Linked DNA regions of Homo sapiens: region 2 is linked to region 1. The links are chromatin loops, found by intact Hi-C in ENCODE. Cell type or tissue: mammary epithelial cell. All regions are shown on one strand. Links, peaks and the distances in the headings refer to the core of each region. The heading gives the core; the rest is flanking DNA. Region 1 overlaps LOC100506207 (a long non-coding RNA gene). Region 2 holds the start of LOC107986564 (a long non-coding RNA gene).

Region 1 (12,360 bases), core at 5,188-7,687:
AAATAGTTAATGCAGAAGAATCTCCGTAGTCCTCAAAAGGCCTCAAATACATACTGTCAATCATAAAGGTAAAAAAGTTGTCAAAGTTTTGAGCGTGGGTGATAAAAAATATCGTTTCCATAATGCTCAGCATACATTCGAGTATCCAGAATGAACTCAGAAGCATTTTCTTTTTCTTTCTTTTATTTTTTTTTTAATAAGAAAAAGATGTGTCTCAAACTTCAATCATAATTGAAGGTGAAAGGTATGTGGAATTTGTGATGACTATATTCCATAGTTTATTAATTAGAAGATAGATATATTTAAAATGCTGATTGTTCCTCCTGAAAAGTTATTATTATATTTTATATATCTAGGGGTGTGTGTTTTCATATATATTCAATTATATTGGGAATTATGGCATTAAAATAGGGAAAAATACAAAATATCCACACAACTTCCAATTTCTGCTTGACCTGGTATATACTGAAGTTATAAAAATAGCACAATATATAGTGAACAAAATAGTAATAAAAATGTAAAGCAGAGAAACCTAGTAGATATCAGAATCTAAATCCCTTAAAGATGTTATCCTTAAAATCAGCGTGAAAATCAGAGAATTCATATTATAATAAACTATCAAAGGCATTTATTAAACTGAATTTTCCTCACACCAGGTGGCTTTCCCTTCCCCTCCTCCCATTTTTTTCTTCCCTTTTTAAAAAATCAAGTCTAAGGAAACCTATAGTGAAGTTCTTTAATAGCAAAGTATAATGGGGCCTCCTACACCAAGGTATGGAGAGGGCTGTCTAGTCTATTTTTAAAAGTCTCCAGGGAAGGAGCTTCTACAACTTCCTTGTGAATCTCTGACTTCGTACCTGGCAATCTTCCCCTCCCAGGGTCCCCAGGCTGGTCTTCCTCTCTTGCTTAAGAATTTATTATAGATCAAATTATTTTAGGGTTCTGAATATATTGTTATATTTAAACGATACTTTCCCCCAAAGGGGCTCAATTAAAAGAGCGCAGGATGTCTGTGTGGCTGAGTGCTATCCTTAAAGAAAGGTGTTCAATTAATATAAATGGGTGAGATTCAGGCCATAAACAGAAACCCTAATGTTTTAGAAACAACTGCAATCTGAAGTATGTCTTCTCCCTCCTGATTTTTTCTGGAGTTACACACTTTTGAAGACAGATGACCCCAGCCTAAGTCCTTGGGCTAGACTCTTGACCACACTGTCTATTTCTTCATCAGAGGGTGATGATCATGCTTATCTACCTCCATTTTTAAGTGAGGATTAATTAATATTTGTGTGGTATTTTCAAAGATGTTAAACCGTATTTAGATGCTCTAAGGGCTGATGTTATTTCTCAAGGTGTTTTTTCTTTTATTTTATATAAAAAATTACACAAGTTCTGTTCTTGCCATATAATTATGTGTTGGCATTTGCAAGGAAAAAGAAATTCTTTTCAACATTTTTGATGTTTCTTTTAATGTTATCTACTACCTTTATATTGGCATTTTATCTCAGGAAAAAAGGCACCACAATATAACTAGAAAATTTTTTAATGTTTACATTTGTATTTAATATTACCCATGAGCTTCTAATTAAAACATTAACATGATTATCTAATGTAAACCATCAAAGTATTATATACTTATGTTAACTATTTTATTGTTTATTTATTTGAGTTTTGGGGAAGGAAATATACTCTCTTTTTCTTTATGTTCACTTATAATTCAGCTATAAAAGTTTTTATATCTAAGAAATATTTAGATTCTAATTTTTGCATTACAACTTCTGTTAGGATGAGCATAAAAACAGATTTTAGATTGATTACACTCATCAAAGTTTCTCTTGGTTCCTGTTAAGGATAACTGGAAAGTCATCTTTATGATAAGCAATTATTTTTATCTGCTGATACATTGGTAATAAAGTAGTAGGTTACTTTTAAATATTTGAGGTCAATTTGTTTTCATGGTTATCATTTATTCAAGGAAGGCATTTAGAAGCCTGTTTGTCTACACAAATTATTGAATATATTACTGGAGCTCCATGGAGAATGGCAGGTTTTTGCCATTGCGTGGTTTGTCTTTCATCTTTGGATGCTCTGTTACCACTGTTCCATTCCAGGAACAGAGTGAATACACTCACAGCATATATATATATATATAGAGAGAGAGAGAGAGAGAGAGAGAGAGATTGAGATGGAGTTTCGCTCTGTTGCCCAGGCTGAAGTGCAGTGGCATGATCTCGGCTTACTGCAATCTCTGCCTCCCAGGTTCAAGAGATTCTCCTGCCTCAGCCTCCCGAGTAACTGGGGTTACAGGTGCGTACCACCAAACCCAGCTAATTTTTGTATTTTTAGCAGAGATGGGGTTTCGCCATGTTGGTCAGTCTGCTCTCAAACTCCTGACCTCAGGTGATCCACCCGCCTCGGCCTCCCAAAGTGCTGGGATTACAGGCGTGAGCCACCATGTCCGGCCTGGCATACAATGTTTAAAGCTGTCAAACATAAAGTATAACAAAGATGAACTTCTCTTTTTCTGTTTTCCAATTCAGCTATACTATTAAGATTATTTTAAAATAAATAGTCTGATTTTTTAAAAATGTGATTCAGATCATTGTTTCTGTTCTCCCTTCCTTCTGCATGAGCAGCTCAAAACTCAAGGTGCTGGTTGGAGCTACGGGAACAGTTGCAGAGGTTCTGTGCTGTCTGCCTTGCTGTCCTACCTGCATCTGATTCAGGGAGGTGGAATGTGTAGAGGAGAGTTAGAGTGTTAACTCTCCCCTTCATTTTCTAGGCACATTTTAGAGTCAGAAAGGTAGAATATTAGTATAGTATTAAAAGGAAAAAGTAGCACGGAAATGTGATTCATTGTGCCAAGACGCAAATAATTTAGCTGAAAGTTAATGTCACAGCAAATAATGGACACAGAGTTTCTTAGTTTCTTATCTTTTTTTTTTTTTGTAGTACTTAACTGTTACTCATCTTGGGTCTAGTACATAATTTCTGAAGCCAAATTTCTTCATTTTGAAGAACAGATAATAACACTTAATCTAAGAAAGTATTTTTAAAATGCTTTGTAATTCTTAACGAAATGTGTCACAATAAGGTAAAAGCATCTCTTAGTCACTATTCATATTGTTCAGTCATAGTCTGTCTTTTTCTTTCCAGTAATAATCCATCCTGTTTTTTAACAGATTGTAATAGGGGAGCAGTGAGAGAGAAAATCCATGCTTTACTCTGTTCCATATAATTTGTTTATGTTGGGTGTGTGTGTGTGCGTGAGAGTTTATATTATTTACATTGCTTTAAACTAAAGTCACAATTCTCAGTGGATTATTACTTGAACAATAGGAAAAGAGATTATCCTATTTTTTACTACCAGAATGCAATCAAAAATATATTTCTAACTTCAGTGATTTTCAAATAAGAAAATTATATTATTTATAATACTTCATTTTGTTAATCTGATAGTGTAACTACCTTAAAAATATTATCTGTTGTAGTGGTATCATGTCCCAGGGAAAAGAATACATACACATAAAAAACTCATAATGTGCATTATTAACCAAAATACATTTTAAACCCTTGTTTCCTTGTATTAGTGGGTCTTCAGGTCTAAAACAAATATTAAACTAGAGTTTTGTTTGGAATATGGACTCAGTATAAGATAATCAAACCTGCTTTAGGAAAAAAATCATTAAGAAATTTACGTGAAGGATCTATTGCATTTTTTTCTTTGAGGTGAGCAAAAGCAAGTCTGCTATTGCTGATACCACTTGAAAGCCCATTGCTGTGAACACTTTATTTCTTAACAGAAAACTGATTTTAAATGTTGAGGTTAGAAAATCTACTCAACATTTTTTAACTGCTCCAGCTTTAATTCATAATTACAAGCTTATTCCAATCTCTGCATAATGAAACCACATTTTAGACCAACAGCTGTTATCTACTTTTGCTGGTAGCCTTGGGGTATGAATATTTTAATATTCATTTTATATGTGCAGATAAACTAAATACTTCCTACTGGAAGTCTATCAAATTAATCGCAAAAATCTTAGTTGCTGTTCTTTCTTCCATGCAACTCATTTTTAAAAAACTGCTCACTTTGTGCTCCATTTTCCATAAACCTGAAAGTGATTTTTATAAAATATACAGGGGAGAATGTAGAGAAATCCATGGATATAAAGGATCATGGAAAAGATTAAAACAATACTGTTTTAGTGACCTGCCCTTCTGTCCATTTCCATTTTGTGCAAGTTCAGTTTAAGATTCAATATTTTGCTTATGGAAATGTTTTAATAACTGGTTTTGTGTTGGAAGGCTGTGATTTTCACTTATTTAAATAGTATTAGGTTCTCATATGTAAATGATATGGCCTAAAGATAGAACCCTCCCCCCACTCCTCCAGTTTTCCCAGTATAATCTCACAAACACCATTGTGATGTACTATAAAACATGCGGTAACTTTTGTTTTTGGATGGCAGTGAATGATTAGAAAATAAAAGTTCTGTAGCCCAGTAAAATCTAAAAGTGTTTATTCTGAAGTGGAAGATAAAAGGATGATGGAAGATACCAAAATAGAAATAGATGAATTTGTAGCTAAGGTTGGTGGATATTAATAGTAGAGATAGTTCACATAGATTCTTCACATTTTTATGAATTCTGTAGGAAGATGCTTTCACCTGTTCTGCATTTTAACAGAACAATACTACTTACATCATACAATAATCAATATTTGGGGTGGAAAACATAATCTGTATCATTAGCAGATCAAGATCATGTACCTCATTAATGTTAAACCACAACTATTTAAACATGTTTGAGAGGCCTGAGCATGGTGACAGAAAAATAAAGACACGAAATAAAAAAAAGCAACATAAAATGGTCTACGTAGTGTTTTTCTAGTTATGAGGATGAGACTTCTGTGAAAGCTTATTTGGTCTTAGTGAGCACATATGCGATGATGTCTTATGTGATCTTTCTTTCTGACTTCATGTTCTTTTTTTTTTTTTTTTTTCCAGGAGAGTAAAATCTTTTATTATAATAGGTGTATTTTTTTTAATTATACTTTAAGTTTTAGGGTACATGTGCACAACGTGCAGGTTAGTTACATATGTATACATGTGCCATGTTGGTGTGCTTGTACCCAGTAACTCTTCATTTAATATTAGGTATATCTCCAAATGCTATCCCTCCCCCCTCCCCCCACCCCACAACAGGCCCCGGTGTGAACAATGAGAACACATGGACACAGGAAGGGGAACATCACACACCTGACTTCATGTTCTTGGCTCTTGGGATAACAGAACACAAACATTCAGGTCCTTTGTCTTTGAGAAGCAGATGTTTTTCCCCCTTTTGTTTAGCGGAGATGTCTTCTGGGTCTTGACGATGAGAGGAGTTAGACACGTCTAGTCTTTTCCAGTGCTCGCGACAGCTAACATTTTCCTGCTCATCTCTTCTTTGGGCGTTCACCACTGCCTTATACTTTCCCCCTCATTTCCCCTACTTCTTTTGATTGTGACTTACAAAGTCTTTGATTGGCTACTGGGGAAATTCTGTCTCTCTTGAGCCCATTTTTCATTTTCACTTTTTCCTTTGTTCTCATGTCTTAACAGACACATGCCCTTCCCTCTGCCATTTTTGATGGATCTTTCCAGAACACTGCCAGCTATCCATCATTCCTTATCTTTCAAAGTCTTCCAGATGCCTCTTTATGCTTCCTTTCTTAATCATTCTAGCTGCCCTGGAGGGCTCCCCGCATTTGATTTTTGTCCTTCTAATGGTATTTCCTAGCATTTACTGAGGAGTTACTCTGCGCTGGTTCCATGCTAAGCTCTTGGCGTGCCTTATTTTATTTATTCATCATGATACTTAAGAGGTGTCTACTTATTGTTTCTATTCTGTAGCAGAGGAGAATGAAGCTCACAATGTTGAATAACTTGTCCAAAGATAACTGTTAAGTGGAACGGATGGGAGTCAACCTTGAGTCTGTTCCAGACTTTACCCTCCTTAGTTGTTATTAGAATATTTGATTCATTTATTCTTCCTTTCTGATCATTGTTCTCAGTGACATTGGCTTTCTTACTGAAAGTTCATCAAGCAAGCTTTACGGACTCATAGTATCAACAGTCGCAGCATTCCACTCTCCCTGTTTAGCTGCCATGCTCTGGAATTGCTCATCATATACCGCTGAAATCTGAGTTGGTGGGCTCATTGCAGACACACTGTTTTGCTTGCCATGTCTCCCTCTTCTTTATCCCCATTGAACCTAACTCTCAGTATCTCTCCTCTCCTGATCCACACTCCCTTTTAGTTTATTTTATTTTGCCCCAGTATTTCATGTCTTTTGATGACATCATCTTTCCCCAGCTGAATGATGAGGCTGTCTCTAGTTTTAGTGGCTCATACACATCAGTCTAGACTCCTGAAGTCTCTTGATTTTAGATAAGCCTTCAACATCAACCCCCCAATCTAAAATAATTCTTAAATATACATTATTCACACCTCTCTTTAGATCATAGATTATCACTAGGAAAAATAAAAACATTCCTGAGGTATCTTATAGCTTTAAATTCTGTTTCTAGAAAAATGTAGACTTAAATGGCAGATGTTGTTTCCAGCTACATGTTGGCACTTGCTTCTTCTTGGAAGCTCTTCTATTTATTCCTTCTGATTCCTTACTGCTTTCACCTGTGGCCCTGTTCCAAACTAACTCTTACTTCCTCTTTCTCACAGTCCAACCCTAGTCATTGCAGAAACATCCACTTTCATCTCTTTCTCTTACTCATCTCTTCCTCTGTGCTAAGCTCTCATGCTGAGTCCTGTTCACTATAACAAACACTCCCCATTTGTGTCCTAGGTTCTGTCCAGTTGTTATTTTGAGGTATCTCACTCTGAAGCTCATTTTTTCCCCTGACTGTGATTTAAGTCTTTCTCATTACAGCGATTCCTTTCTCCTTGCCTTCAAACACTCAGGCTCTCCTTTCTTAAACAGTTCTTCCTTTTATAGTCTGCCTCTTCTAGCCATCATTTTATTTCATTTTGCTTTAACTGCTGACATGTATTAAATAAATGTTCTCAACCCGCTCTATTCATCCTCTAACAATCTTTATTTTAATCCTTTGAAATTTCAGTCTAATTTACTCAGCATTTTGCTGGGATCACAGTCATCAATAATTGTATTCTTTTTAGTTCTTTCTTCTGTCCTCATTGTTCTTGACTTTTCTGTAGAATTTGGTAAGAATTAGCTAAGAAACAAAGGCAGAAATTTACTCTGAGATGCTGGGGCAGTCCAAGAAGCAAAGTACAAGGATTGAGCATAAATGCCTGGAGACTTCCCAGCCTCTAGAACTGTGAGAAATCACTGTTTATTGTTTAAGCACACAGTCTATGGTGTTCTGTTACAGCAGCTCAAACTGACTAGGACAGAGCACCTATTGGGACCTTACTGATATTTCAGATACATTGTTTCTTGATTCTTTCTCCCTTCCCTCCCTTCCTTCCTTGCTTCCTTCCTTCCTTCTTTTTCTTTCTTTCTTTCTTTTCTTTTCCTTCCTTCTTTCTTTCTTTCCTCTTTCTTTCTTTCTTTCTCTTTCTTTCTCTTTCTTTCTCTTTCTCTTTCTCTTTCTTTCTTTCCTTCTTTCTCTTTCTTTCTTTCTTTCTTTCTTTCCTTCCTTCCTTCCTTCCTTCTTTCTTTCTTTCTCCTTCCTCCCTTCCTTCTTCTCTTTCTGTCTCTTTCTTCCTTTCTTTCTCTTTCATTGATCAAATTGCTGAATGATGAATTAACTGTACATGCCCTTACCTTTTATAACAGTTGTCACGTACCAAATATTCTGATAAATTATCATCCTCGTTGCTGACTTCAGCCTTCTTCAGCCTGTTCTTATTGGTCCATTTTCCATGTTTCTTCAGCAGCTGCCAGGAAATATCTCAGCTGTACTGAATATTAGCCATTGCTTCAGCATTTATGTTAGCCTAAAGTCATGCAAAGGGATACTTATGAGAATTCATTGCATGGCATTTATTATGACTGTGCTATTTCATATTGTACCACTTGAATTGTTCATGCCTGTAGTGAGTATGGTCAACAAACCTGACATCTTAATCACATATAAAGGCAATGTGGGAGTGTCTCCTTTATTCCCTGATCTTGGGCAGTCTGGCATTCTGTCATTTATTTATAGTTGGAGTCCAAGAGTGTAGAAGTAGTCACAGCAATTTTGTGGATCCTGATGTCTATAAGCTAATCTGTGGGCACACTTTCCAAACATTGGGTTTGCTTAGAGATGTATAGTAGAGTATGAGGAACCTAATTATCCTCATCTCGTAGGATTTTATCTTTTGGGCCTCGGATCTCAGAAGGAGTCACCACTGTATTATTTCTGGCAATGTTGACTTCAAGATGCCTATTAAGCATCAGGTAGAGATATTGATTATGCAGTTGAACATATGAGATTAGAGCATAGGAAGGGGTCTGGATTGGTGTTCTAAACTTGAGAGTCTTCATCTTATAAAGCCATTGGAGTCAGTGAAATACTAAGCATTAATAAATAGGAGAAAAAATGTGAAGTGCCTAAATAGCTAGGTACTAAGCATTAATAAATAGGAGAAAAAGTCTGAAGCCCTCTTCTGAAGGATGCTGGGGCCTTCAGAAAGGCCTTATCTGAAAGACCCTGGAGACATTCAACATCAAGAGCTAAGAGAATGATGATGGTGTCACAGAAGAGCCTTGGTACAGTTGCTTTACCCTCTGTCTCCATCCCTCCCCACCCTCTCTTCTGTATTTAGCTTCAATAACAGAATACAGCCCTGATCCTGGTTTGTGATGACATCCAAGATGCTTTAATATGGCCATGTGGTCTCCTGATGCTCTGTGTTGACCTTCTATCTAACTGCCAATGACAGAATTATCTCTTGGCCTATATATCCTGGGGATTCTTTACTCTGCCATGTGTTTTATCTAGGAGAGTAGGGTAATCTGCCAGAGAATGGAGGCCTCAGAACTTTGATTCCGTGAACGATTCCTAATGTTGGCATTTGTCCACTTCCAAGGCTCTCAATCCCTATATTTCTGTGGCATGCTTTAAGTCAAAGATCAATGTATCTTTCATTCATCCCTGGAATGACCTCCTTCAAGACTCTACAAAAGTTCTAAAACCATGGTAACAGCTGAATCTCCTGGATCTCATGTTTGCAGATGGAACAGTACAGAGACCTTCAAGTGGCCTAAGCTTATCTGCTGCCCAGCTTCTCTTGCCATCAAGAAAAATCTCTGCTTTCTCAAGACATGAGATTTCCATGAAGTGTTAGTTAACATTGATCTCTATTTTACAATGTTTCTAAGGAGTTTGTTAGAAGTTTTCAGTTTAGTGCACTCACCCTGAGCTGTGGATATTTGGCTCCCATCTGGCTTATCCAGTCCTACAGGACAGTTTCCTTCACTTCCCTCCACTTTCCCCCAAAGTATCGTAGCTCTGGATGGGTTGATTCACTTTCTTTCTTTTTTTTTTTTTTTTTTTTTTTTTAGACAGTCTCATTCTTGTCTCCCAGGCTGGAGTGCAGTGGCATGATCTCTGCTCACTGCAACCTCCACGTCTCGGGTTCAAGTGATTCTCCTGCCTCAGCCTCCCGAGTAGCTGGGACTACAGGCACCTGCCACCACACCTGGCTAATTTTTGTATTTTTAGTAGAGATGGGGTTTCACCACGTTGGCCCAGCTGGTCTCGAACTCCTGACCTCAGGGGATCTGCCTGCCGTGGCCTCCCAAAGTGCTGGGATTACAGATGTGAGCCACCATGCCCAGCTAATTCACTTTCTAGTGTACTGAAACCTAACAGACAGGTAGGTGATCATAGAATCTCAGATGTTACTGAGAACTTCTTAAATCCAAAGTCTCAGCATATAGCCTCAAATACAACCCACGCAAAGCTGACGTGCATCTCCAGTCACCTGCATGTGATCACATTCAAAAGAAACATCAGGCTGGCATTTAAAAGGGAACTGATGGGATATCTATTAAATGGAGATTATATTGCATAATTAAATTTAAGTAAATCAGCTTAAAATCTTGTATCCACTCTTCTAAAAGTGTGCAAGTATTTTTTAAAATATTATGCAACAACAAGAATAACTGAACCCTCCAAAACAAAAAGTGAAGCAAAAAACAGAAAACAAGCAAGCATAAAAACGAGTAAAATCTCGTAGGTAAGGTTTACGTGGCTGATCCCTATCTTTCAATTGCTAATTTTATTTCTAAAATACAGTCTCATTGTTCTCACTGATTTAGTGCTATACATTTCCATGTAAGACATACATATTAATTATATTAAACAATTTTTATCACTTTCCATTTGGTTGCCATGGGAAATTCCATCTGAAGATGTTGGAAATGACATCTTTAGAGCTTTTGCTATTTCTATATGATTGTCATTAAAATTTTAATTGTTTTTGCTGTATGAAAATTGGCAATAATGATTTGTTTGGGCCAGTTAACACTTGAATTTATAATAAATTAACACTAAAAGATAAGCTAGATTTGTATTGGCTTCCTTCCAGAAGTCAGTGGAATGATTTCTGTGTTAGACCTTAGTGACTATGAAAAGCTTTCTACTACCTTCCCTTAGCTATTCTCCTTCCAGTTTCCACTTCAGCATAGCCCATAGTCCTTTTTCTGCTCATCCACCAAACAGCATCATCCCCCTGCTTAATGACCAGCACCCATTAGGCAAGAGCAGGGGATTGGAGATTTGCCATCAGGTTGTGAACTGAGTGGACAATAAAGAAGTAAAAAATGATGAGAACAGGGCAGGAGGCAAGAGCTATAGCTTTATAGTTATGGGCAATGAGAACTTGGGTAGAAATTAGAGAGCCAAAGTTACTTGGAATGGGCAGAACAGGTCCAAAGTAATTGCCAACAATTAGGTCTTTGATGAGGACATGAGCATACCACTCTGGTCCACAAATCCTTGACACCTCTAATTGTGAGATGTGGTATATATCACTTGAGTCTGGACTCTGCGCCTGCTTGATCAGTAGTAGAAGTGATGCCATGCCAGTTTCTGGGTCCAGGTGTTAAGAAATGGTCAGCTTCCATTTCCTCTCTCTTGTGATCACAACCTAAAATCCAGCCACCATATTGAAAGGAAGCCCAAGAAATCAATGGAGAAGCCACATGTAGGTATTCTGGTCCATAGTCTTAACTGAGGTCTAGATGATGCTCAGTCACCGCATATACGTGTTCATGATCCTCTAGATCAATGGCCCCCAACCTTTTTGGCACCAGGGACCAGTTTGGTAGAAGACAGCCTTTCCACAGACAGGGGTGGGGGTTGGAGGTGGCTGGGGGTAAGGGGTTGGTTTTGGGATGAAACTGTTCCACCTAGATCATCAGGCATTACTTAGATTCTCATAAGGAGCACACAACCTAGATCTCTCGCATGTACAGTTCACAATAGGGTTTGGGCTCCTATGAGAATCTAATGCTGCCACTGATCTCACAGGAGGCAGACTTAGGCGGTAATGCTCAACTGATGGCTGCTCACCTTCTGTGCAGCCTGGTTTCTAACAGGCCACAGACCAGTATAGGTTTGTGTCCGGAGACTGGGGATTCCTCCTGTAGATGACTAGTCATTGCCTGCAGTCTTGAATCTCCCCACTTGAGTGGCCAGATATGGAGCAGAGGCAAGCCATCCCTCCCGCACACTCTCCAAATCCGATTCACAGAATTCGTGACCATTATAATGGTGTTTGTTTTATTCTGCTAAGTGAGGAGTGTTTATTAAAATGTAGAAATAGTAACTGAAAAACCATTGTCAGGCACAAGTATACCACCATTAAGCAAGACCTACCATCTCTGACTTGATGTAAATCACATGAGAATCCTATGAGTATATAGCTGTACATCAAAAATGAATGACTTGAATCCCTAAATATAGCAACCTGTAAATGTATTACTCTGAAATGATAAAACTCCCTTCGAATAAGAAAAACTTTCTGAAAAGCTTATGGAGATTTCTTTCCCTTGCAGGAGAAACAAACCAATATGTAAATACATTTTCAAGCATGAGCATGTTTCTTTGATATTACCTTGTCACTCCCCTTGTTTGTACCATATACTTTGCTCTTCTAAGCATTTTTGATAAGGGGAATTTTAAAAATCAGTAGATTGCAGCCTGTGGCTGACGCATCTGGATAGTTTAGGTGGCCAGCTTTGAACTATTTTATTATTGCAAAGTTGAAATAAATTGCTTTACTTCTCTACCAGTAGGCTCCTCTGCCAAATTTAACTTGTACATTTCTAAATCACTTACATATTTTAAAGGATTAAAATTAAAGATGAGATTAAAAACTTTTCTCTTTGCTTCAAAGGGA
Region 2 (12,360 bases), core at 5,974-8,473, 1.8 Mb after region 1:
TCGGAAAGTGCGGCCTCGGGTCTCTTTTGAAACAGAGACCCGCGGCACCCCGCTTCTCCCCCTGGGATAGGAGAGGGAGAGCCGCGGGAGTTCCGCAGCCACTCCTGGCGCTGCCACCACGAAGCAGGTTCACTAGCTAACAGGGCCTGGGACACTGAGCCGTGTCGCAAACTTTTCTGTGCCCCACTCAATGAGGGAAGCCTGAGCTGCGGTGAGGGGCGGGATGACCTGGTGTTGGGTTGAGCGGAGCTCCCAGCTTCAGGTAATGCTGAGCTCAGGCTCTCTGAGGCCTGTGGTGTCAGAAACTGCGGTGGAACCCATTCTCCGCCAACAACCCTCCTCCCAGCGCCATCAGCCCCAAAGTTTCTGAGGGAGTAATCTCTGAGTTAGGGTTAAGCCCTGCTTGAGCCTCATTTTCACTCCACTCCTTCACTTACCATCAGGCACCATACCCCTAGCGATTTCACCCAACGTTCTCTAAATGAACTTGGATATCTGGACCCAAGTCTGAGCAATGGGTTCATTCGGGTGATGACCTCGGCTTTGCTTTTCCGCTGGGGAGTTGAAGATCCCTGGGCAGGTGGAGTGACCTCTGGCTTCACGTCTTTCCTCTTCCCCTGTCTCCCACAGTGGCTGCTATTCCCTGCCCTTGGCAGAGCAAACCTAATTTAAACTTTGTTTCCTTCTTGGTCCCCCTTGGCGTGGTAAACTTGCCCTCAGGGTCAGGGCCAGGAAGAAGGAGAATTGGGCTACTCAAAGGAAAAGGTGAGGGAAACTGAGTGGCATGACTCTCCAATTGGATTAGGGCAAAGGAATTACCAGGAGAATTACCAGCAACCACAGGAGAAGAAATTAGCCAAATCTCTTAGCAAAGGTGTCCAGGGAGAAGGTGAAGAAGGAAGGGTGTGCATTAGGGATGTCCCACTGTGGCTTTCCAGAATGCACGCTTTCAACTGACAGCAGTGGGTACAGGCCCGAGGTGTGCAGCAAGCTGGGAAGCCCAGAGGCCGAGAAGCTAAAGATGCCCTGGAGACTGGAGGAGCGCATCACCGGTCAGTGCGCCCCCTCCAGGAGCGGCCTCCCGGCCCTCTCGGCCTTAGGCGACAGGTGCAGCAGCTGTCTCTACTGCCCGCTGTGCCAGGGCGGCTGCCGAGCACTGGTGCGGAACCACTATCGGAACGAGTTTGCACTTCTGTTTACAAAGCAATCCTGCCATCAAAAGAGGAACAAAATCACCACTTATCACACCCTGTCATAAAGTAATCTGCCCTGGAGGGAAACCCTTGTGGAGAACTGCTGTGTGTGTGTGTGTGTGTGTGTGTGTGTGTGTGTGTGTGTGTTGGGGGAGGGGGGATGGAGGAAAGGGGGATTCTCCCAACTCTTCTGCAGAGTAAATCGCTGGAACGCGTGGTGTCCCAACCGGCCTGGAAAGACCGAGAGTACCATGAGCTGTGAAGCTGGGGTGTGACAGGGATGCCCGTCCAGGGCTGGCAAGAGTGCAGAATGGCTCTCTTGGATCTTTGGAATAGGCACATCTGCAGACCCCGCTCCAATGTTTACTTTCCTAGCGCCTTCGAAGATACTCCCAAGGGCCCCCAAAATAGATCAGCAAAAAGTGTTGGGGGTGGGGGGAGTGAAAAAGCCAGTTCTTGAAGACTGTAAGGTCCCCTTTCGCATCTCAGCATCTGGAGTGTGCAGGGAATTCCTGACCAGTGGTTTTGCTCCCTCCAATCCCTTGCCTCCCCCCTCCCATGTTATGCACTTGTTCTTGGAGAGATGGACGTTAAAGAAGCGTCAAGCAGTTCTCACTGCAAATAAATGGTGCAGAAATAAGAGAGAGAGGATGAAAGCCTAGGAAGTTATAAGTGATCCTGACCCGACCCAGCCACCAGGGGGTTATCTCTTTCCAGGTCCTGCCTTGTGTAGAGTGAGGTGATAAACGCTTTAGGCAGCCAAATCCAAGCACAGCTGGGTGCCTGGCGGGGATGGGGTGGGGGTGGTCCTATGTGGTGCCTCTGCCTCTGGAGTTACCTTTAGGAAAGGTCAAGAGAACTATCCTCCCCTCCATGTCTGCTGAAAAGGGGCTATTTTGCTAGTCTTGTTATCAGTAATTCACCACTTAATATAACCAGGTTTTAGGTTTGTATATGAGCGATCCTGGACATCCAATACCATCCCCCCAGTTCCCCAGCGCCACTCCTGGACATTCTAGACACCAGCGAGGCTTCTTCTGCAGCCATTCCTAATGTAGCAGATCCATTTTGGGGGGAGTCTGGATGCAGGTGTGTGTGATCCAGCCTGAATTTGAGACTCTCAGTTTCTTTAACACCAGCTTGAAAAGTCTGCAATCACTAGCCCTGAGAGAGTACTTTGGTTCCTAATGGGATATCCTGAGTCAGGGTGGCTGAAAGAGCTACCAGTTTACCTTGTACATGGCAGGCAGAATTCTCAATGCTAACTTACCACTTGCACTTATTGAAGGCCTGGGGGAGATGGTTTCATCCTTCATAATTCCTGTATGTCTGATGCCAGTGGAGAGTCAATGTTTTGCTGTGTCACTGTGCAAAAAACAAACAAACAAACAAAAAACCTGTAAGGTGAGGGATTGTACTTTTCAATGACTGGGGAGCTAGTTCCAAAGCTGGCACAATCGCCAAGAGCTAAATGGAAGAAGGTCCTTGCTCCTTCTCCAAAAAACCTTTCCTGGGGGTAATGGGTGACTTAGGGCAGTGACCTTCAAACTTTGCTGTGTATTAGAGTCAGCTGGAGGGTTGTAAAGTCGCGATGCCTGAGCGGCTCAACACAACAAAGAAATCAGAATATCTGGGAGTAAAACCCAGATTTGGGAACCATTTAGGGAAAGTCTGCCTCGATCTGTAGCAGAGTTTTGGGATTGACTTTCTAAACTGCAGCCACTCCTCATCTTTGGCCTTGTGAAAAACTTGAGACCCCGGCTTTATCAGTCCCCCTTTTGAAAAACAGGGCGTGTCTCAGCCCTAGGTATGCAAAGCTAAACGTCTCAAACCGCTCTGCATTCGAATTAGCCAACTTAAGAACAAGTCCAACAGCACTGCTAAGCAAGAGCCTAATAACTCAGCGTTTCGCGACATCTCTTGGCGGCGTTGACCGTTTGCCCGGGACACTGGTTTAGAAGCACGGCATAGGGTGTCTCTACATCTTAGAAATCAAGACAGCCTCTAGGTTAGAATAAAGTTTACTCTGGACTGGGCATAACTCCACTCCACCTCTGCGATTCTTCTTCTCGTTTCCCGTCTTCTGTCTTTTCTTTCCTCCCTTCCCAACTCCTAGCGCGCTACTTTAACGTCTCAGTCTCGTTCGCTAAGCCCATGCGCCTGGGACTTGTTCTTTGAATCTCAAGTCCGAAAAGCCAGGAATCCTCGATCATGGACTTCCTCCTGCTAAATTAGAGGGAGTGAAATTTCGCTCTCCTCTCCATCCTACTTCCCCATCCCAAACTCGCTAGATTAAGTTCGCTGACCAGGCGCGCACCCAATGGCAGCACCCTCTCCAACATTTTCCCCACCAGAGAGGCAAGTGTCCTACATTTGTACGTAAAGGTCCCTGAGTGGCTAGGTGGAGAGGCTCGGATGTCTTTTCCTGGAGCGGGCCTCGGGGAGCTGCAGCAGCCCCAGCCTCAGGCACCACAGCCAAGCGAGCGCGCCTTGGGCTCGCTGCTCTGCACGCAGCTGGAGGTCTGGGCCGCTGACCCTCTGGCCACGTAGTCAACCCGAGGATGTGTGCCCCGGGGCTCGGCCTTGCCTCGGGTGAGAAGGCTAGTCACCATTCAGGGTGCAGGTGTCATGGCCTGGAAATGGCAATATCTGAGCAAACAGGTGGGCGTCGCTTCCCGGCGGTGCGGTGGCCGCTGGCTCGCAGCGCGCTCCAGCTTTCGGCGCCGCCGCCGCCCCTTTGCTCTGCGGACTCAGCCAGTTCCCGGGTGGCCCAGCTGGGTGGCTCCGAGGCCTGCCCCCTTGGGCTGCGGCGGGAGGCGGGGACTGCAGTGCCGAGTGTAGGGCGCCCCAGCCGGGCTGGCGGTTCACGCTGCGCTCGGGCCTCTGCCGGGAGGGCGCCCTGGCGCCAAACCCGGGCGGGCAGGGGGGTGGAGAGCCGATTGAGTTTATTCCCATTCAGAATTTAGAGGCTGGTGGAGACAGAGAGTCTCCTAAATGGATGCAAGTCTCCTGAAAGTCTGGGCCGGAAGCCTCGAAACTTTCTGCCACGCAAAGCCCCAGCTAGTCTCCAGGGCTCGGTCCTGGTTCCCTTTGTGCAGGCCCGGAAGTGTCCGCCCGGTTTTCCCACTGCCTGGAGGGGCCCAGGGTCGCGGATAGACTCGGACAAGGCTCCGTTTACTTTCAGTTTGTCTTAGTTGACTAATGGCGGGACTGGTTGTAATGCGTGCTCTGAGATTTTCTCCAGGATTTGTCACTTTAATTTTGCAATATGAGGTAAGGCCATGTTTTTTAAAGTGGAGACACTCTCTTTGCCTTTCCTGCCTTCCTAAAGGAAGCACATCCTCTTGATGTGCCCGACGGGACCTGCAGACTCCAGACTCCACTGCTTTTTCTCAAAACCACACACTTGAAAAGAATACACTTCGATTGCTGTTAAAACTTGTCAGATTTCCATGTTTTAATCGCTGGCAATGTCTTAATAATGGAACCTTACCACTTTTGCACGTGTTGCTGAAAAGAGAGCTCTCCAGTAAAAGTGCCGTGCCCATGAGTCTCTTGAGGCTGTGCAAGGTTACTTATCAAGGATCTCAAAATGACAGGCAGGCTACCTCTGGATTTCCAATCACATGTTCAAAACTCAAAGATTCTCAGTCTGGAGAGGTTTGGTTTTGTTTTGGTTTGGTTTTAAAAGCTCATTCCTCCCCCCCCCCCACCCCCAATAACACAGTACTTAATTGTTTTATTAAATTGTTCCAGGCTCTGGAACCCTGGGGAGGCACTCTTCAAATGGTATTGTTTTTTCTGTATTTATGTCAACACAGGAAGTTGCATTAGAAACTTAAGTTGACAATTTAATAAGGCCTGATCAAGTATATGAGGTTTTTTTAAAAAAATTGACGTAGCACATATCACTTCATTTGTTTTCAAACTCAAAATGTGCTCTTTCTGAATCTTACGATGTAAATCGTAGAGTCTTTATACTAGATAATTTTAGCTGTGATATTGTGAATATAAGAATTGTACAATTTTCCTTTGAAATGTGCTGCTGAGAAGAATAAAAATGAAGTTTTCTCTCTGGAAATGGCTGGAAACAAACGTCAAAACCTGACAATTTACACACACAGTTCTCTTTCTGACTTGACTCACCCCTTTGAGAATTACTTTTTAAAACACCAAAGTTATAGGATACTAAGTTAATTGTGGTCTTTCTAATTCTGAAAAACTGGTTTTCATTTGCCTCAAGAACTTTTAAGGCAAAGTTGTCTAAGATACTTCCTTGAACAAAGACTCAGACAAAAGCATTTGACTGCTTTTAATTTCTCAGCATTTTTACATTTTAAAACTATAGCTTGAATGAAACTCAAGTGTCCTGAATAAAGAATAAATACTTAAAAATTGTTTAAATACATATTTTCTCCTTTCATTGTTGGAGCATTCAAGCAAAGATTGTGTAAAATTCAGGTTAAGTAAAATGTAAAAAATACATATCCAGTTTACATTACATATTCTTTTTGTGTACAAATATTTATACCAATAAAAACCCCCTAAGATATTTATATCTTTAACATCTATTTTTCTTTTACCTTTACTACTAGAAAGAGAAGCTAACAAAGGAAAGCCTCTTCAAAAAATGGGATTTCCTTGGCCTTAGCAGTTCTGGTGTGTTCCACTGCCAACACTAGGTAGGAAAAATCTGACTTGTGATGTTGTGATTAAATAGCGGCCTGGCTCAAACTGCCCAAAGAGAGGGAATTCACTATGAGTTCCACAGTTTTATCTTGAGGAAGAAACTAGCAGAAACACAGAATTTTAGAGCCTTAGAGCTCTCATTACAAAATGGCCCTCACTATAAAGTGGCATATACTGAACCCAGCTTAGATGTGTGTACTGAGCCCAGTACAAATGTATATAGTGAACCCAGAGCTCTCATTACAAAATGCCTCTCACTATAAAGTGGCATATACTGAACCCAGCTTAGGTGTGTGTACTGAGCCCAGTACAAATGTATATACTGAGCCCAGAGCTATTCAGCTTGTTGGTGGTGGGGGTGGTTAGGATTAGATGACAACACCTATTCTCGAATGAGTTAGTCTATGATGCTGTGTCCTAGATTGTGCTCAAGATTAAAAACCTGATTAAAAGACCTTTTTGACTGAAGAGTGTTCTTAAACCTTAGCATCCAATCTGCTTTAAACAGGTTGCAATTAAACATAATGCTATGTGTTCATTGTTAATTGCAGACAGGAAATGTCCAGTGTTGATAGAAATTACCTCTAAAGTCTTGATTCTGGAAGAAGCTAGAGAAATGGCTCTTGGATTTCTAATACTGGCACTTCTTTGGTGACTGTTTCCCATGAATTACCTCAACTTGCACTGAAAGCCACAAGAAAACCAAAAAATGCAAACTACAAGCCTGAATATGCCTACAGATTACCTGTGTCTTTAATGTGTCTTGAGCAGTTTGGATACATGCTTGATATTTTGTGGCAACAAAATACTAGTGCCAGACCTGTATACCTATGTAACAAACCTGCACGTTCTGCACATGTATCCCAGAACATAACATATAATTTTAAAAAATTCAAAAATAAATAAATAAAATTTAAAGACTCAAAAAAAAAAATACTAGTGCCAGGACTCCACTTTTAGTATCACTTTTCATATTTTAGTATTTAGTATTATCATTTTATCTTTCAATGTATTAGTGAAGCTTCTACGGTATTGTTCTGTCTTTTCAAATCAACAGGTGATAGTAGGAAAGCAGGAATAATCTCCCAGGAATCATTATTTTATTGAGAGTTATTAGGGAGTAATAAGAAACTTGACAATAAGAGTGGAAACATTAAATCAAGGTGGGGGGAAAAAAGAAGTATCTACCTAAAGAAAATGTTTTATTCATCAATAATCATAACAATGGAAATGGATTATGAAAACAGCTAAAGGAAATCTTCACCAATAAGTTTGACTATATTTATTCCAGTCTCTGTGACACCAAATCTCATGATTTTCTAAAAAGATGTGACTCAAAATTAGCAAACACTGCAAAGAAGACACACGTGCTATTTATGAGTGCTTTTAAGTCTCTTAGCAGAGACACATTTGGAAGCTAAATGGAATCACAGTGACTAAAACTTTTTCTGAAATCCCCAATCCGATGTTGAAGCACATGGCTCAGAAACAATCTCAATATCATCAAATAACTAAACCACAAAAAAGAAAAAGAAGCTCTCAAATATCCCTTTCCCAAACGTTTCCCAAATGTATACACATATGTAGACAGTAGAGGCTAGAACTGGAATTGTTTTTGCCTAAACATTTGCTGCCCCCACGTGTCCCTTTAGAAAACTGAGTGTTAAAGCTAAATCATGTTCATTAGCACCTTCTATACAGCATTCGCAGGTTAGGTACGCTTAAGTGTGATCACAGAAACAGCCCAGTGTTGGTAGAAAGTACCAGAGACAGGGCGGGGAAGCAGGGAGGGAAGAAGCTGACTTTTGCCACAGACTCCTGGGGTAATCCCCAGTAATTACATAAGGTCCATGTGTCTTTGTCTCTTCAAACTTGAAATGGGTGGCAGGCTGGTGGGACGGGACGAGTAGCCAGATTTTCACTAAGGTTCCATCTAGCTCTAATATTTGGTCACTCTCATTGAGGATGATAAAAGAGAAGTAGGGAAACCCAGTTATCCCATTTCTGGCTAAGTCGTCACTTTGGAGGTGTGGCCAAAAACTCATGAATGAACTTCCTGTTTCATCACTCGAATCCATTACCTCGGTTCTCTGTCATCTTGACAAACTTGCTTCCCAATGTCTGAGTGGCTCTGAGCCTAAGGAGACAAGAAGGAGTTTGTTTTCTTTAATGTCCAACAATTATACATTATACAGTATCCTGCTCATGACTACAAAAATGAAAATCATCTTCCACGTTTATAGTGTGTATCAGTAGCAGGTGCCTCAACACCTCAACAGCTCTGACTAGTTTTTTTTTTTTTTTTTTTTGAGACAGAGTCTCACTCTGTCACCCAGGCTGGAGTGCAGTGGCACAATCTCGGCTCACTGCAACCCCCGCCTCCTGGGTTGAAGCAAGTCTCATGCCTCAGTTGGGACTACAGGCACACACCACCACACTCGGCTAATTTTTGTATTTTTAGTAAAAACAGGGTCATCATGTTGGCCGGGCTGGTCTCGAAATCCTGGCCTCAAGTGATCCACCTGCCTTGGCCTCTCACAATGCTGGGATTACAGGCGTGAGCCACCTCGCCTGGCCACTAGTTCTTAAATCTCCACAATACCATGATCAGCATGGCAAAGCCATTCTCTCCCTATTCCAGTTTTGTTCAACTCTCAGGCAACCACATGTTTAAAGAAAGGCTGGGTCCCTCCCTTGCCCAAGGGGGTGAATTTTGATTCATCTAAGAGAGATATTAGTTTTATCCTGATCACCATCTACGAAGACATGTAACTTAAAAATTCAAAGCCCCAAAGGCAGGAAATGCAAACTTTTAGGTTAACTAGGTGGATTTTCAAACATTTTCTCCATTACCAGATGGTCTAATATTTAACTGAATAGAAAACAGATTTATAGTGTGAAAAATATTTGTGTATTCTTACCTAAATCATGAACCCATTATTTACCTTCTCTCTGTGTACCAAGAAACCAAAGACATTTAATGGGCATGATTACCAACTATAATCAGAAGTATCTAGGGAGAGCCAGAGGGGATGTGATCTTAGAACAGGCTTTAGAGTGACAGACGTGAAGTCATTGTCCTTTGAGCTACAGTTCAGTTTGGTGGAAGAGCAAAGTGCCAGGACTATTGCAGGCCCATTCTTCATTCTCAGGGTTTTGTCATTTCTGCAATGATTCTCAAATGACAGTCTCTATTCCCATGCTGCACCCATATTTTCCCAAAGCTGATTAATTTAACTACAATATATACCCTTCTCAAAAACTGCTAATGTAACAGGTAGGAAACACTCAATATTCGGGAATGCTGATGAGTTTCCTGAGTAGCATGCGACTGGAATGGGAAGAACAGGAATCTGGTATCAGCCTAGCCACAGGCTGGCTGTTATGTCCTTGGGCAAGTTTCATCTTGTCTCTGGGTTGTATTTCCTGACCTGTAATGCAAGAGTATCAGTCCCAACCATCTCTGAGGCCCTTTCCAGCTCTCAGAGACTCTGGAATCAGATTCATACATCTGTCAGCTGAGTTTCCAAACAACACAGCCTGGAAACAACAATTCTAAAAATAAAACATACAACTAAGAAACCAGTCACAAGACTAGAAAACATCATCACATGTATTCTGTCACTGGTAACAAAATAGTTGCATACATATGCGAGCCAGTCCTATTTATTATTATTTTTTTTTTAGAGACAGGGTCTTGCTCTATTGCCCAGGCTGGAGTGCAGTCACCGCTAACTGCAGTCTTGAACTCCTGTGCTCCAACGATCCTCCTGCCTCAGCTTCCCAAGTAGCTGGGACCACAGGTGAACATTGCCACACCTGGCTAATTTTTTATTCTTATTTTTATTAGAGAAGAGTTCTCCCTTTGTTGCCGAGGCTGGTCTCAAACTCCTGGTTTCAAGTAATCCTACTGCCTCAGCCTCCCAAAGTGTTGGGGTTACAAGCACGAGCCACTATGCCCAGCCAAGTCAATCCTATTTTAGATTCATCATTATTCATTAGAAAAAGTATTTTCACTTATTTGTATCTCACCCTAACTTATAAAATCCAAATAACGTTTGACTGACATGAAGATAATATGCCACTTAATCATGTTATTGACTTCACTTAAGTGGGCTACACAAATAACGCCAATAATATTCAGTAATATAAAAATTATGACATTTTTCTAAGGGAACTGAGTCATACAGGCCTTGAATGATTATATATAATAATCTTTTTTTTTTTTTTTTTTTTTGGACACGGAGTTTTGCTCTTGTTGCCCAGGCTGGAGTGCAGTGGCGCAGTCTCGGCTCACTGCAACCTCTACCTCCCAGGTTCAAGTGATTCTCCTGCCTCATCCTCCCGAGTAGCTGGGATTGCAGGCATGCACCACCATGCCCGGCTAATTTTTTGTATTATTAGTACAGACAGGGTTTCACCATGTTGGCCAGGCTGGTCTTGAGCTCCTGACCTCAGGTGATCCACCCGCCTCAGCCTCCCAAAGTGCTGGGATTACAGGCCTGAGCCACCGTGCCCAGCAATAATCTTTATAGTCAAGTTTGCTGTTGTGTGTTTTTTTTTTTTAAAAAACAGAATTAGTTGTTTTGTCTTTTATTTTGTTTTGTTTTAGAGGCAGAATCTCACTATGTTGCCCAGGCTTATTTTGCACCACTGGCCTCAAGCAGTCCTCCCAGCTCTGCCAAATTTTAGACACCTGGACTTGGAAACCCATGAGAAGTTGGCCAGCGCTTCCTTTTGCATTTATGCAGAGCAATGGTAAACGTCAGCAGCAAATTTACAATCAATCTTATTTTCCAGTGTCTCCAGAGATTTGATTGTTTTGCTTATATGGCTTATGGCAATACTTACCTCCAATGTCTGATTTTTCAAAAAAATTTCATCTAATCCTTTGTGCAATGGTTTACATCTAATTTTTTTTGTTCTGAGATGTAGACAGCTATTAAGAACTGATCTTTGCACAGTAAATTTTTCCTATTCTTAGTCATTATCCTTAGGTGAGGCAACATGGTGCCATTCAGTTATTCAGCAAATTCTCACATCTTCCGTGTGCCATGCATTGTTACAGGTTTTGAGCCTAGAACCATGAAAACAAAAGACAAAAATCTCTGCCCTTGTGGACTTTGTATTCCAGAGGAGAGAAAATAAACAAGGTAAGTAAAATATATAGTATGGTAGATAATGAATGGTATGGGCTGAAGGAAAAACATAAACAAAGACGTTAGGTAGTGCTGAGAGGGAGGGTGGTTTGCAGTTGAGATAAGGATGTCTCCAAGGATATGGTGGCATCTGCATTACCAGAGAAACATTCCAGGCAGAGAAACCAGTGAGTGCAAAGGCCCTGAGGCAGAAGCATGGCTGGCTTGTGTGGTAGGCATGAGTGAGCTAAGGACAGAGGAGCTACAGAGGACGCCAAAGAGAAATTGAGAATTGAAGGGAGTTGGGGGATGGAGCTGTTGGTACCGAAGGGAGACATTATAAAGACCTTAGCTTGGCTGGGCACTGTGGCTCATGCCTGTAATCCCAGCACATTGGGAAGCCGAGGCAGGTGGATCACCTGAGGTCAAGAGTTCGAGACCAGCCTGGCCAACATGGGGAAACCCCATCTCTACTAAAAATACAAAAATTAGCCGGGCGTGGTGGCGTGCACCTGTAATCCCAGCTACTTGGGAGGCTGAGGCAAGAGAATCGCTTGAACCCGGGAAGTGGAGGTTGCAGTGAGCCAAGATCACACCACTGCACTGCAGTCTGGGCAACAAGAGTGAAACTCCATCTCAAAAAAAAAAAAGACCTTAGCTTTTCCTCTGAGAGCAGAAACTTTGGAGGGGCTTGAGTCAAGCAATGGCGTGATCTGCTTCGTATCTTAACAGAGTCACCTTGGCTGCTCGGTCAGGGCAGGGGGACAAGTGTGGAGGCAGCAAAGTCAATTTGGACGCTGTGGCCAACAACCATAAGCACGGCTGAGGTCACCTAGGGAGTGCTTGTGGATGAACAGGGAAGAGGCCCAAGACTGGACGTGGAGGTCTCCAATGTTTAGAGTCAGGGAAATGAAGGACACCAACAAAACTCACCTAAGAGAGGAGCAGTCGAAGAAGGAGGGGAACTGCTGAGCATGGGCTCTGGAAGCCACAGCTCCAGGAAGAGGAAGTGAACAGCTCTGTCAAACGCTGCTGCTGGGTGGAGCTCCCTGAAGACAGAGAGTGAACCCTTGGTTTTCGCCATGTAGAGGTGAGTGGATGTGGTGGAAAACCTGCAGGGAGGTTAGAATCAGGGAGCTCTACCATTTTAGCCAAATTCACTACATAAAACCTAGGCACTGCTAAGCAATTTACTCACCCCTTTGATCCTCAGCGGTCTCATTAGTAACACAGATGGAATGATTCCTACCTCAGGCTGGTGAGCTCTTAAAGAGACAATGTTAGGAGTATTCATTTGCTAGGATGGCCTTCACAAAATACAACCGACCTGAATTGCAAAC

Evidence for each region. Hi-C counts contacts between places; a loop is a spot of excess contacts. Peaks named below come from ENCODE experiments on the same cell type or tissue, not always from the same donor. Only the 100,000 strongest peaks of a DNase experiment are listed, where the experiment ranks them.
Region 2: it touches region 1 in a loop (21-fold over the local background); 1 of 110 quality-filtered maps calls a loop at or near these places.

Annotation. Positions count from the first base shown.
Region 1 is chr6:8,620,916-8,633,275 of GRCh38, forward strand. The region is part of intron 3 of LOC100506207 (a long non-coding RNA gene); the gene reads left to right. Among named protein-coding and RNA genes, the nearest start is that of HULC, 25 kb to the right of the region's middle. RefSeq lists an enhancer at 6,266-7,465. In mammary epithelial cell, for the core only: no CTCF peak of the experiment used is centred there; a DNase peak (open chromatin) is centred at 6,746; H3K27ac peaks cover 1,802 bases.
Region 2 is chr6:10,422,295-10,434,654 of GRCh38, forward strand. It overlaps LINC00518 (long intergenic non-protein coding RNA 518), which reads right to left. Exons shown (of 3, transcript NR_027793.1): 1 at 12,219-12,360; 2 at 11,954-12,132; 3 at 5,491-8,019. It overlaps LOC107986564 (a long non-coding RNA gene), which reads left to right and starts at 4,134. Exons shown (of 2, transcript XR_001743960.1): 1 at 4,134-4,466; 2 at 5,789-5,987. It overlaps MIR5689HG (MIR5689 host gene), which reads left to right and starts at 12,035. Exons shown (of 4, transcript NR_132993.1): 1 at 12,035-12,110. RefSeq lists a silencer at 3,850-4,119 and an enhancer at 11,379-12,360. In mammary epithelial cell, for the core only: a CTCF peak has its summit at 7,519 (motif pointing left); DNase peaks (open chromatin) are centred at 7,527 and 7,917; H3K27ac peaks cover 2,489 bases.